Linked DNA regions of Homo sapiens: region 1 is linked to region 2. The links are chromatin contacts, found by Hi-C or POLR2A ChIA-PET in ENCODE. All regions are on one chromosome and are shown on one strand. The core of a region is the stretch at or near the end of the contact, and the rest is flanking DNA. Distances in the headings are between cores, read along the strand shown. Region 1 holds the start of EPN2-IT1 (EPN2 intronic transcript 1). Region 2 holds the start of AKAP10 (A-kinase anchoring protein 10).

What was found. Hi-C counts contacts between places; a loop is a spot of excess contacts on that map. ChIA-PET counts read pairs that join two places held with the same protein, here RNA polymerase II (POLR2A). Pooled maps may share reads with other maps.
Region 1: a loop to region 2 is called in a pooled map, with 4 times the contacts of the local background. The contact joins the promoter of EPN2-IT1 here to the promoter of AKAP10 in region 2. A Hi-C loop is called at or near these places in 1 of 50 pooled maps. POLR2A ChIA-PET finds 5 or more read pairs at or near these places in 3 of 52 experiments (HEK293T, K562 and activated B cell).

What each region holds. Positions count from the first base shown.
Region 1 is chr17:19,269,110-19,274,917 of GRCh38, forward strand. EPN2-IT1 (EPN2 intronic transcript 1) reads left to right here and starts at 2,284. Exons shown (of 3, transcript NR_046824.1): 1 at 2,284-2,629; 2 at 4,025-4,166; 3 at 4,942-5,279. All of the region lies in intron 1 of EPN2 (epsin 2), which reads left to right. RefSeq lists enhancers at 1,717-1,986, 1,997-2,086.
Region 2 is chr17:19,974,503-19,979,660 of GRCh38, forward strand. It overlaps AKAP10 (A-kinase anchoring protein 10), which reads right to left and starts at 3,326. Exons shown (of 15, transcript NM_007202.4): 1 at 3,090-3,326. The coding sequence starts at 3,177. RefSeq lists a silencer at 3,034-3,223 and an enhancer at 3,696-4,409.

The sequences.
Region 1 (5,808 bases), core at 1,034-3,533, 710 kb before region 2:
TTCTCTTATATGTACCTAATGTTACATAATAAAACATTTAAGAAAACAGAAGAACAACAAGAAAACATTAGGGCTGGCTCATACCTTTTGTGGGGTAGACTCTGACATTGAAGAGTTGGGAAGGAACATTTCCTCCTAATATATCCAGTCAGTGTTGCACAGTAAATAAAACACTGGGAATGTCTCCAGCAGAGGAGGAAAGAGGGAAGTAATATTTTTACTCTGCACCAAAAAAGGAAGTTTACCTTTCAACATGAAGAGACTCTTTTTCCTGAGTGGTATTTCAGATGACAACAGCTATTTCAAAGGAACAGTGCAGGTTTCTCAGGGTGTTAAAGTCGGTGTGACTGATTTAGTAGAAGACACTGTTAATAGCCAAAGAGGCATCATTTCTTGAGGATGTGAGTTCTGAAGAACACGTTTTTAGGAATAGTTTTAGAGTCTCTGTGTTGTTATTTTGGACCTCCACCCTGACTGACTCCATTGTATTGCCAGCGTGTAGAACCTTCCACATTTCAAGGTAAAAGTTTCTTTGAATAGCGTTAAAGCCTCTTCCCTTTTGCTGGCTGCACTGAAGGGAGCTGGGAATGCCAGGTTCTGTCCTGGCTTAGCACTGAATGGCTCTGGGTCCTGGCATCTACACGTGGTTGACTTCCAAGGCCCTTCTAGCTGTAGCATCTTTGCTCCTGCTTGTTTGACTTGGTGAGAGACTGGGGAAAGGATCCATTATGGCCCACAAAACATGAGGCTGGAAAACAGTTGTTTCCATGCCATCTTTTGGCCTCAAACATCTAGACAAGAGGGACCTTTGTAGGCCTGCAGATTCAGCAAAGGAAAGTTTCTTGTTCTTACGATTTTGAGCACTGAATTTGTCTAAAGCTACAAAGAATGAGAATAAGAATAGGGATTAAGAGGATGGGATCAGAAGTCAGAGTCTGAGAGCAAATCCTAGTCCCACCTCTTGCTGGCAGTGCAGCCTTGGGTCAGTTACTTAGCCTCTCTTTGCTTCACTTTTCCTCCTCTGTAAGATATGAATAAGAAGAATAACTCCTCCATAGGATTGTTATGAAGATGCCATCAGTGGACACATGTGACCTGCTCAGTTAGTATTCACTAGCCTCTTCTTAGAGAGCCCCTTCTGTTTCTTACTGCTCTTTTAATTCTGTTCTGTTACTAGTATCAAAGAGCACATCTGAGACTTTGCTTGGAAATGCCAGCTGCAGAGGAGAAGGGCAGGCAAGATTGTTGATGGTTTTGAACAGGTTGTGTGTATAGTCTAGAGAGAGATGCTTGTGGACAATGCCACCCACCCCTCTGGTAGGTGATTCCCACCCAGTGTGTTCTCATAGGGATGCCTCTGTAGGCTTTCATCTCCTGCCGAGCTGTCCTTAGGAACCTGCTGAGAAATGTCCCTGTGGACATTGCACCTTGGCAGGACACAGTAGAGGAGGCAGGTATTTGGACACCTCTTATTTGCCAGTCGTACTCTTACCAACCCTCACAGCCATGCTGAGCAGCACCTGTTACCTCTATTTGAGAGGTGTGGAAATAGAGGCTCAGGAAAGCTCAGCTTGCCTCGGACCATGCAGCTGGAAAGGCAGGACATAATCCCTGTGGCCGGAGTGAGAACTACATATTTCAGCCCTAGGCTGCTGCCCAGGCTGCTGGTGTCGCTCCTGAGTCCAGCTGTAAGGGGCATCGAGTGGATTCTCAGGCCCCGTGGTGCCTGGGCTTCGGCAGGTGCTGGTTCGTGTGGAGCATGTGTTAAGCACCTGGTAGGGCTGTTCCTGTTCCCAGGCAGTTTATTGTTAGGCAGACAATACAGCACTTGCCCTTTAACTCAAGAAATGGAGACCGAAAGGGAAACAGGAACTGGGAGAACAGCCTCAAGGTGTGAACTCTGGCAGTCTCTGAGTAGAGAGATAATGGGTATCTTTAACAGTGTTCTTATTTTTTGCTTCTGTGTCACATGGAAGGTGTTTGTTGAGGGCTGAGTGTGTGCCAGGCACTGTTCTAGACAGTGGCAAAGAGGCTGGGCCTTGGTCTCAGGGGGGTGGTGTGGGGGCAGGAGAGAAACAGATAAACAGGCACATAAGAAATGTCAGATAGAGGAGGGGCTCTGTTCCAGATGACAGCTGGTGACGTTGATAGAGAGTGCCTGATGGGTTCTGAGGAGGCCATGCGATCTGAGTGACAAGGAGCCAGTCTAGTGACAGATAGAGGAAGGACGCTGGGTGGGGGAAATGGCAGGTGCATAGAATGCAAGGCAGGAGCCACTTCCGGTCATAGGGAAAGTGACTGGAAATGAGAGTGCAGCATGTGGGTGGCACATAAAGAGTTAACCCTCAGGGATTGCTCTGCCCCAGAGCCCACCTTTGGGATGAAGGAGCTCATCCTTTGAGCTTCAGCTAAGGTGAGCCTGCTCTTGTGGTCTCTAAGATCCTGGCTCACTGCCCATCCCGCAGTGCTGCTTAGATGAGGCTCAGCGGACATCAACCATCACTACCACCAGTCCCTGCAAGTAACTCCCTCAGAAATCTGCATTGTTCAGAAATCTACCGTGTTCCTCTGAAGCTACTATGGAAAGAGTTAGATGTGACCTCCTGGAGGCACAGGTGGGAAGGCAGAGGTGAGCAAACCGCTTGTTTTTCTCACAGCTGTGGTCTTGCACTTGTACATGCACAGTGTAAAAATACCTGTTCCTTGGCCAGCATCTGGAGCTCTCTTTGAGAAAATATGTTACATCACTACTGTGCCCGAAACCCAAAGTCAGCAGGCCCTGCCTGAGGGGATCCACTGCCCCTCCTTTATTTCCACACTCTCGCAGGCTCCTCGCGAGATGGCGACAGCCCAGCAGTTAGCACCACCACATCCACCAGCCAGGTCTAAATTAAACACGAGATCATGGGAATGTAGATTTTCCCATGCAGCTCTGCATGTTTTTCAGATGTCTCAAGCTGGAAAATTATGCTGATCAAATGGTAGTCCATAGCTCGGCCTGTCCTGTGGGGTGGGGGTGAGTAGCCATCAAAGGCTCCCGTTCACTGCACCCAGTCTCTGGTTGGCTTCATCGTCTCCCATCAGCCAGTGTTTTCTCTAGCACAGCCACAGTGTGTGAGAAATGGGGAATCTCTGCCTAAGGGTCACAGCGGCCATCCTCAGAGGAGGGAAGGGTTCTGAAGGCTGCTTTTCACATTTCCAAAGGCTGAAGGGAAGCCCTAGTTTTTTGCCCACCATGAAGCCCCACAGACTAACAAAAACGTCTGCTGCTTGGCTGTGGCTGGAATTCTACTCCCTCAGTTGGTGACCTGTGGCTGGGCTGATCAGAAGCTTGGGTTTCTCATGACACCATGGAGATGGCAGGGAATTGAATCACTGGTCAGAATGGGGGCCTTTGGGACTGAAGGATTTGGGGTGAGCATCTGGTTTAATTCCATCATTTTAGAAGCGAGGACCCTGGGTACTGGCTTCTTGGTGCTACAGAGCGGTCGCAGCATTGGCCCTGATCCCTGGATTCCCATCTCCTCTCACTACCACATCATGTTATTTGCATTTTGGCATGATTTTTAAAAGAATGCTGTTCATAATTTGGTCATTTGTAAGACTGCTTTGAGGAATAGGAGAGGTAGGGGAGCATTCAACAATTCTCATTTGCCTTTATGGAGTGTTGCTGCCTGCACTTTGTGCTGTCACAGTGTTTGATCCTCTACACTGAGGGGGAGGTGCAGCTCCTTGCCATACCCCTGTTTTCCTGGATTGGCAGGAACAGCCAAAACCAGGTCTCCAGACCCCATCTTTTCTTCACACAGTCTTTAAAAAGACTGCATTTCCTCACCTGCCCATGTATTCTACACCCACAGGCTGCTCCTCCCAGAGACTAAATGATAAGGGCATGTTGATAACAAGAAATTAAATTCCTTGTGTATGTTTTGGTACTTGCTTTCTGCTTTTAGAAAATTGAGTACATATCAAGTTCTAGGAGGCCAAGTGACATCTAATTTGAGCTCTGCTGTGTCTGTTCCAGTGGCTCTCAGATCCTGGGAGAAGCTGCCTAGGTGGCTTCTTGAGGGTGGACCTCCTACTCCCCTTCAGGAGCCTCTGCCTGGTCATCTCGTCCTGCAAATAAAGTGGCCATTCTGTGGGTCTGCTCAGCCTTTTTTTTAGAGGTTGGTTCTTCCTATGCAGTCAGCCCTTCCTGGCTCCCCTTTGGCAGTAGGTTAACTGACACCTGCAGGGATCTTTCTTCCTTAGAAGAAAGTCCCAGGGGAGACAAGTAAGCACATGGGCAGTTTACCTTTTCCTGCTCTACTGTCTAGAAGTCAAGTCTGAAATGTTTGTTTTTCTTCAAAATTCTTTAAGTATATGAGTATAAAGGTTTTTTAGCCCAGTTTTTGGAGACTGATAAATTTTTTATTAAAAAAAAAACTATTCATTTTTATAGACAGGGTCTTGCTAGGTTGTCCAGGCTAGATTTGAACTCCTGGGCTCAAGTGATCCTCCTGCCTCAGCCTTCTGAGTAGCTGGGAAACAAGTGTGTAGCACCCTGCCCAGCTGATATAAAATTTGATTTCTCTAACCAACAAGAAGTCATCAGAATATAGATGCCCACTTTCAGTTAGTGAAGATGTTTATTTTTTGGCTGAATCTCACTGTTTTTCTGGTATGAGGGAAATAAAGGATTTTTTTCTTTTCATTTCTCTACGGGATGAGCAACAGTTATTAGGCTTTAAGTTATTGCTAGCGTGGCTGAAACAGAGTCATAATAGTCTTTTCTCTTTTGGCTGAAATGATGACTGTTGAAAAGAATGTAGCACTGTCCATATTGTCCTAACTGGCCTGTTGTCTTCTGGAGAGCCCGTGTGGTTTGGTCATGTGGTCTGTGGTCTCAGCTACCCCAACTGGGCCTCCTTGTAATGATCGTTGTACCCTTTTCTCCGGTAGGAAGATGGAGATGTTTCCTCACTCGTGGACTGCACCTCAGGAAAGATAAAGCCAGTGAATTGAGGATTGCGGAGTATTGCACACATTCAGGTGTCCTGCAGTGGACACCATGACACTGACTCCAGCATGCCTAGAAATCACCATGGGGGCTTAAGAGAGTGGCACCCCCTCAGCTCTGCCCCCAGAATGACTGGATTTTTGAACAGACTCCCAGGAAGTTCTGATGTATCTGGTTGATGGACCACACTGGTGGAACACTGTGGGAAAGGTGGGGTGTACCCCTTTCCCAAGCATTCTCTGTCATCTGCTTTTAGAAAAATAAAGTACATGTAGAAACATAGGAGGCTGCCAGACATACATAGGTGGAGCTACCATCTGAGGTGAAGATGTTCAGGTCAATTAATTCACCCGTATTTATTGATTGGGACTGGGTTTTCACAATGTTGATTGACCTGTGATTGTTAGGTTTGGGGAGGGGAGTGGAAAGACAGCTCCCTGACAGCCGAGCGTGATCTTCAATGATGGCTGCTCCCCATAGTTTCCTTAGGGACTTGATGTAGACCCCAGCTGAAAGGTGAACATCCTCCTCTCAGCACACGATCAGCCACACCTTGGTGGCACAGAGGCACGGGGTGTAGAGATGTGTGCCTTCACCACAGGCCCACCTGCACTGCTTGGAACTGTGAAAAGCCTCTGTCTCCCATGATGGGGAACTCTAGATTTGGAAAGAATTTCCCCACCCAGCATCTCAAGCCTTCAGAGCACATTTTTATGGAATACTTCTTGCCTCCTGGGGCATAACCCTAGCCTTGGAAATTTTTTTTTCCAGTTTTGTTCTGTTTGCTGTTTTGTTTAGTCTCTTTTCAG
Region 2 (5,158 bases), core at 2,076-4,575:
ACCTCTATATTGGTCAGGTAGAGATACAAACTGAACCTAAAGTTGGATATACCAGTCTGGATTCAGGGGCAAGGATCCAACGTAGTGATGTAAATTTGGGACTCAATGCATTGATGGTATTTAAAGTCTGAATCGAATCCCTAACAGGACCATCTCCAGCTTCTACTCTTACCACATCCAGCCTCCAAAAAGCACCTAGAATGATTTTTTTTTTTTTTTGAGACAAGATCTCACTGTGTTGCAGTGGTGGGATCATAGCTTACTGCAGCCTCAAACTCCTGGGCTCAAGTGATCTTTCTGCTTCAGCCTCCTGAATAACTCACAACACCCAGCTATTTATTTTTTCTTTTTGTAGAGATGGAGTCTCTCTATGCTGTACAGGTTGATCTCGAACTGGCCTCAGGTGATCCTCCTGTCTCAGCCTCCCAAAGCCCTTGATTACAGGCATGAGCCACCATGCCCTAGAATGATCTTTTTAAGATATAAGTTCAGATCACTCCTCTTTCAAAATTTTAAATTAATATTCTTTCTGTATTTTGTTTGACACATGGTCTCACTTTGTCATCCAGGCTGGAGTGTAGTGACTCAAATATGGCTCATTGTAGCCTCCACCTCCTAGGCTCAAGTGATCCTTCTGCCTCAGCCTCCTGAGTAGCTGGGACCACAGGTGTGCACCATCATACCCAGCAATTTTTTAAATGTTTTGTACAGGTCTCATGTTGCTCAGGCTGGTCTTGAACTCCTGGGTTCAAGCTATATTCCTGCCTCGGCCTCCTAAAATACTGGGATTACAGATATGAACCACCATGTTTGGCATCTCGGCATTAGGAATAAAACCTAACCATGGCCCGTAGAGCTCTCAATCACCCAACACTTGCCTACATCTATGCTCCAGTCACAGTAGCCTTCTTTCCTCTCTTGAAGGGCACCATGCTCTTTCTTGCCTCCTGGCCTTTGAACATGCGATTCCCTGGCCTCTCTAGTTACCTCCTACTGATCCTTCAGCTCTAAGTTTCAAGGTCACCTGCTGAGTCCTCTAACATCTAACCAAAATGCATTTCTCCTCTTAATCTTTCATAACACTTTACTCAACTTGTAAGTATACACCTATACACACACACTTACATGGAGCGAAAGGGAGAAGAGAGAAGATTTGTTTGCTTATTTATTATCTGTCTACCCCAGTAGACAATAAGCTCCATGGGTGCAGGGACATTCTCTGGTTCACTACTCAATCGTGAGGGCCTAGCACAGCACCTGGCAGACTCTGGACACTCAAAAGGTATTTGTTGAATAGAGACAACAGTCTCTTGTGCAATATGCAGTTTGCCTCATTATTCTTAGAATGTTTTCCCCCCTTAAAAAAACAAAAGTTAACCACTTCAATACCAATAAATTAGAGAGCTATTAGGTATACCCCTGCCTTACCAATAAAGCTTCCTCCTACTATTTTACCGGTTTCATTCATTAAGCACTTTCATGCATTCATCACCTGGCATCAGTTACCAAAACCGTGTACCCACTTAAGAAGAAGTATTTAAAGTCATTCAGAGTTCAATGGGCCTTTGGGAATCATCTAATTCTCAGCTGACAGAAGACAGAAAAGTAGGTTAACTGGTCTGCCCCTGTTACAGTTAGCAGCAGAGCTGTCATATGAAACCAAGTTCGATTTTGTTTAGTGCTTTTTCCAAAACCCATTTCTGGCTGGCCGCGGTGGCTCATGCCTGTAATCCTGGCACTTTGGGAGGCCGAGGTGGGAGGCCCACTTGAGGTCAGGGGTTCAAGACCAGCCTAACATGGTGAAGCCCCGTTTCTACTAAAAATACAAAAATTAGCCGGGCATGGTGGGGCATGGGTAATCCCAGCTACTTGGGAGGCTGAGGCAGGAGAATCGATTAAACCTGGGAGACAGAGGTTGCAGTGAGCCGAGACTGAGATCGCGCCATTGCACTCGAGCCTGGGCAACAAGAGCGAAACTCCGTCTCAAAACAAAAAAAGAAAACAAAACCCATTTCTGTCTGGTACTTTTTTTTTGAGACGGAGTTTCGCTCTTTTTGCCCAGGCTGGAGTGCAATGGTGCTATCTCGGCTCACCGCAACCTCCGCCTCCCAGGTTCAAGCGATTCTCCTGCTTCAGCCTCCCAAGTAGCTGGCATTACAGGCATGCGCCACCACCCTGGCTAATTTTGTATTTTTAGTAGACACGGGGTTTCTCCATGTTGGTCAGGCTGGTCTTGAACTCCCGATCTCAGGTGATCCACCCGCCAAGCCTCCCAAAGTGCTGGGATTACAGGCGTGAGCCACCGCGCCCGGCCTCTGTCTGGTACATTTTATCTGAAGCAACAGGAATTGACAGGAAAAATCACTGCTGTCCACAGACCCATACTTGCTCACTTCGGATATGTATTTTTAATGAAGTGCAACAACGTTACCCAGAATCAAAATTAAGCTGTTTCTACGTAAACATTGGGCAGGTAATACAACTGGAAATCAAAAATGTAAGTAGTTCGTTTGTAAGTTAGGGTTCCAGTAGTTAGCAAACTTGCCAAAGTCATCAAAAGTAGTGGTCTTCCTGTTGGGGAACTTTAGCAATAAGTAATTTTATTTTAGTAACAGCAGTAACTACCCCTCCCCCCAAAGAGGAAATTGGAAGACAGCACTGGGTGAAGAAAACAATTTTTTCACGTGTTGCTTTTAGACATAAAACCCTCAACATTTGGAAACTTCAGACTTCCATAATAAGGTTCTAAAGAGATTTCCTTGATCTTGATCCACGGTCCTCAAAGAAACACAAAAAAACTAACCCCCACCTAAGAACTGTTCTTAACCAAACAGGCAGGAACTTCTATGGGCTTTAGCAATCGCTTCTGAACCAGCGCGACAATACTCCTCTGACCTCGCGCAAGAAGGCCACCTTCTCCCTCCCAGAAGAGTCCCGGAGCAGAGCAAGGCACTCAGGGGGCATCTGCGCCGAGGTCGAGGCTCGCTGAAGGCCTTGCTGCCGCCTTGGGGAAAGCCCTCGCAGGCCCACCTGCCCCACCGCCGCCCCTGAGGCCCGGCCTGACTCCCCGCCGGCGCCCCCTCAGCTACCTTTCCGCCGGAAGAAGGACATGGCGGGGCCCGGGTCGGGACGGAGGGTGCGGGGGGACTGGCGCGGGGAGGGCCCGGCTCCCCTCATTCAGCAACCGGCCCGGACTTCCGGGTCCAGAGGGGCCGCTGCACTAGCGCGAAAAGGGACCCTTCTTCCGGGAGTGGGCCCCACCGCCTCCTCGGGATGCCCAGGCAGCTCCAGCCGCCATATTATCAACAAGCCGCCCGCCCGGAGTTCCGGTCCTTCCCCGCGCTAGGCTTCACGGGAGGTCAAGCGCCGGCCCCGCCCCTTTTCCCCATCCCCCTCCCGCGGGTGCAGGGGCGCACGCCCGCATCGCCCACGTGACCCGCGCGTGCTACCCGCGCCTCTTTCCCGGGCCCTGGGTGCCTGGAGCGAGCCACCGTTCCTGCAGCTGTTTTGTGGCGTCTGTCGCCGGCCCCCGGTGGAGCGCTGCAGACCCAGTCTCTGCAAAACTAACTCCCTGGGGCGGGAGCCCTCCCAGCAGCTGGAACGGGGCGGGCCTTAGGTCCCCGGCTTCCGGCCCCTGGGTACCCTTCAAATTGTGCCCTTCTAAAAGGCAGGGTCAACCCTGCCACGCTCCAGCTCGACCCCTCCTGCTCCTCCGTTTGAGTTTTGCTCACAGGCGCTGGCCGGCACGAGCAGCTTCACCCTGCACCCCAGTCCCTGCTTCCTCAGGAGAACCCGCCACGGCCTGCGGGTTCGAGGCGATGCAGAACCCTGATTAGGAAAAGGCACAACCTGCCGCATGCGGAACCAGCAGCTCCCTGGATCATTAGCGAATGAAAAGGGGAAGCGGGCTTATTTCGGAGTGCAGTCCCTGCGAATGCTCAACTTTGTAAGGGACTGCAACATAAAAGCCTCGCCAGTATTTAAAAGCTAGCTCCAGTGAATCATCCTTGCTCAAATGCCATTTTCCTGTGAATCTTCTGACCCTCTACTCCCAAAGCAAAATCAATCAAGCCTCCCTGTCTTTGGTGCTTCTTAACACCCGGCGAGTGCGCTCAGCGGCTGAGGTTGTAACTGCTCCCTGGGGTTGGGGTTGGGGAGGGCAGGAAGGTAATAGTAACTCAATAAATGTTCGCTGGGGTTTTTAAACCAATGAAGTTTATCATGTGACGGATGGGGAAACAGGCCCAGAAGAGACAACTAGCCCAAGATTGTTCAGAATGTTAGAAATACCAAAATTGTTAGAAATAGATAATCGGTGCCACGAAGAAAAGTCAGCACGGAGACAAAAGATCTCCAGCAAGGCAATCTTTACTTTCTGCAGAAAGGGTGCTCAATCGCAGATGGAACGATGTCGAGAGCACACCTGAACAAAGGAAAAGCAAACATATTTATCCCTTACGCATTTGGGTCGTCCTCACTGCTATGTCCTGCATCCATTGGCTGGAGCGGGACCTCACACTCTTAAACTGATAGCCGATTTGCTAATAGCCTAAAACTTTCTAAATAGGTAAGTGCAAGGAAGAACGAAGAAGGAGAGGAAGTTGCTTACCGAAAGGTTTAAGGAAGCAATAACATTTCCAAATAAGGAAGGGGCATAGGCTGTGAACTGGAACGTGCCTGTGAGCATGTCCAACAGTTACATAGGATAGGGCTTAACAAAGAGTTATTAGCACAAAGCAAGGAGGCTTGAAGAAAGTTAGTCTTTAAAATAAACTATTACTTCTAACACTTATGATGTATTCTTTAACAAGAAGGGGAACTTTGAAGAGGAAACTTTTTACTTTCTACAAGAATGTCCAAGTTTAAGACTATAACTAGAACCCGAAATAGGCAAATCCCTTAACCTGCTCTAATAATAATATGGTCTTTTCACTATATTGTTAGAGCAGGTTAAAAGATTTACTTATTTCATTTCTGGCCAGATGCAGTGGCTTATGCCTGTAATCCCAACACTTTGAGAGGCTGAGGCAGTCAGATCACCTGAGGTCAGGAGTTAGACCAGCCTGGCCAAGATGGCGAAACCCCGTCTCTACTAAAAATACAAAAATTAACTGGGCGTCGTGGCATGCCTGTAGTCCCAGCTAATCAGGAGGCTGAG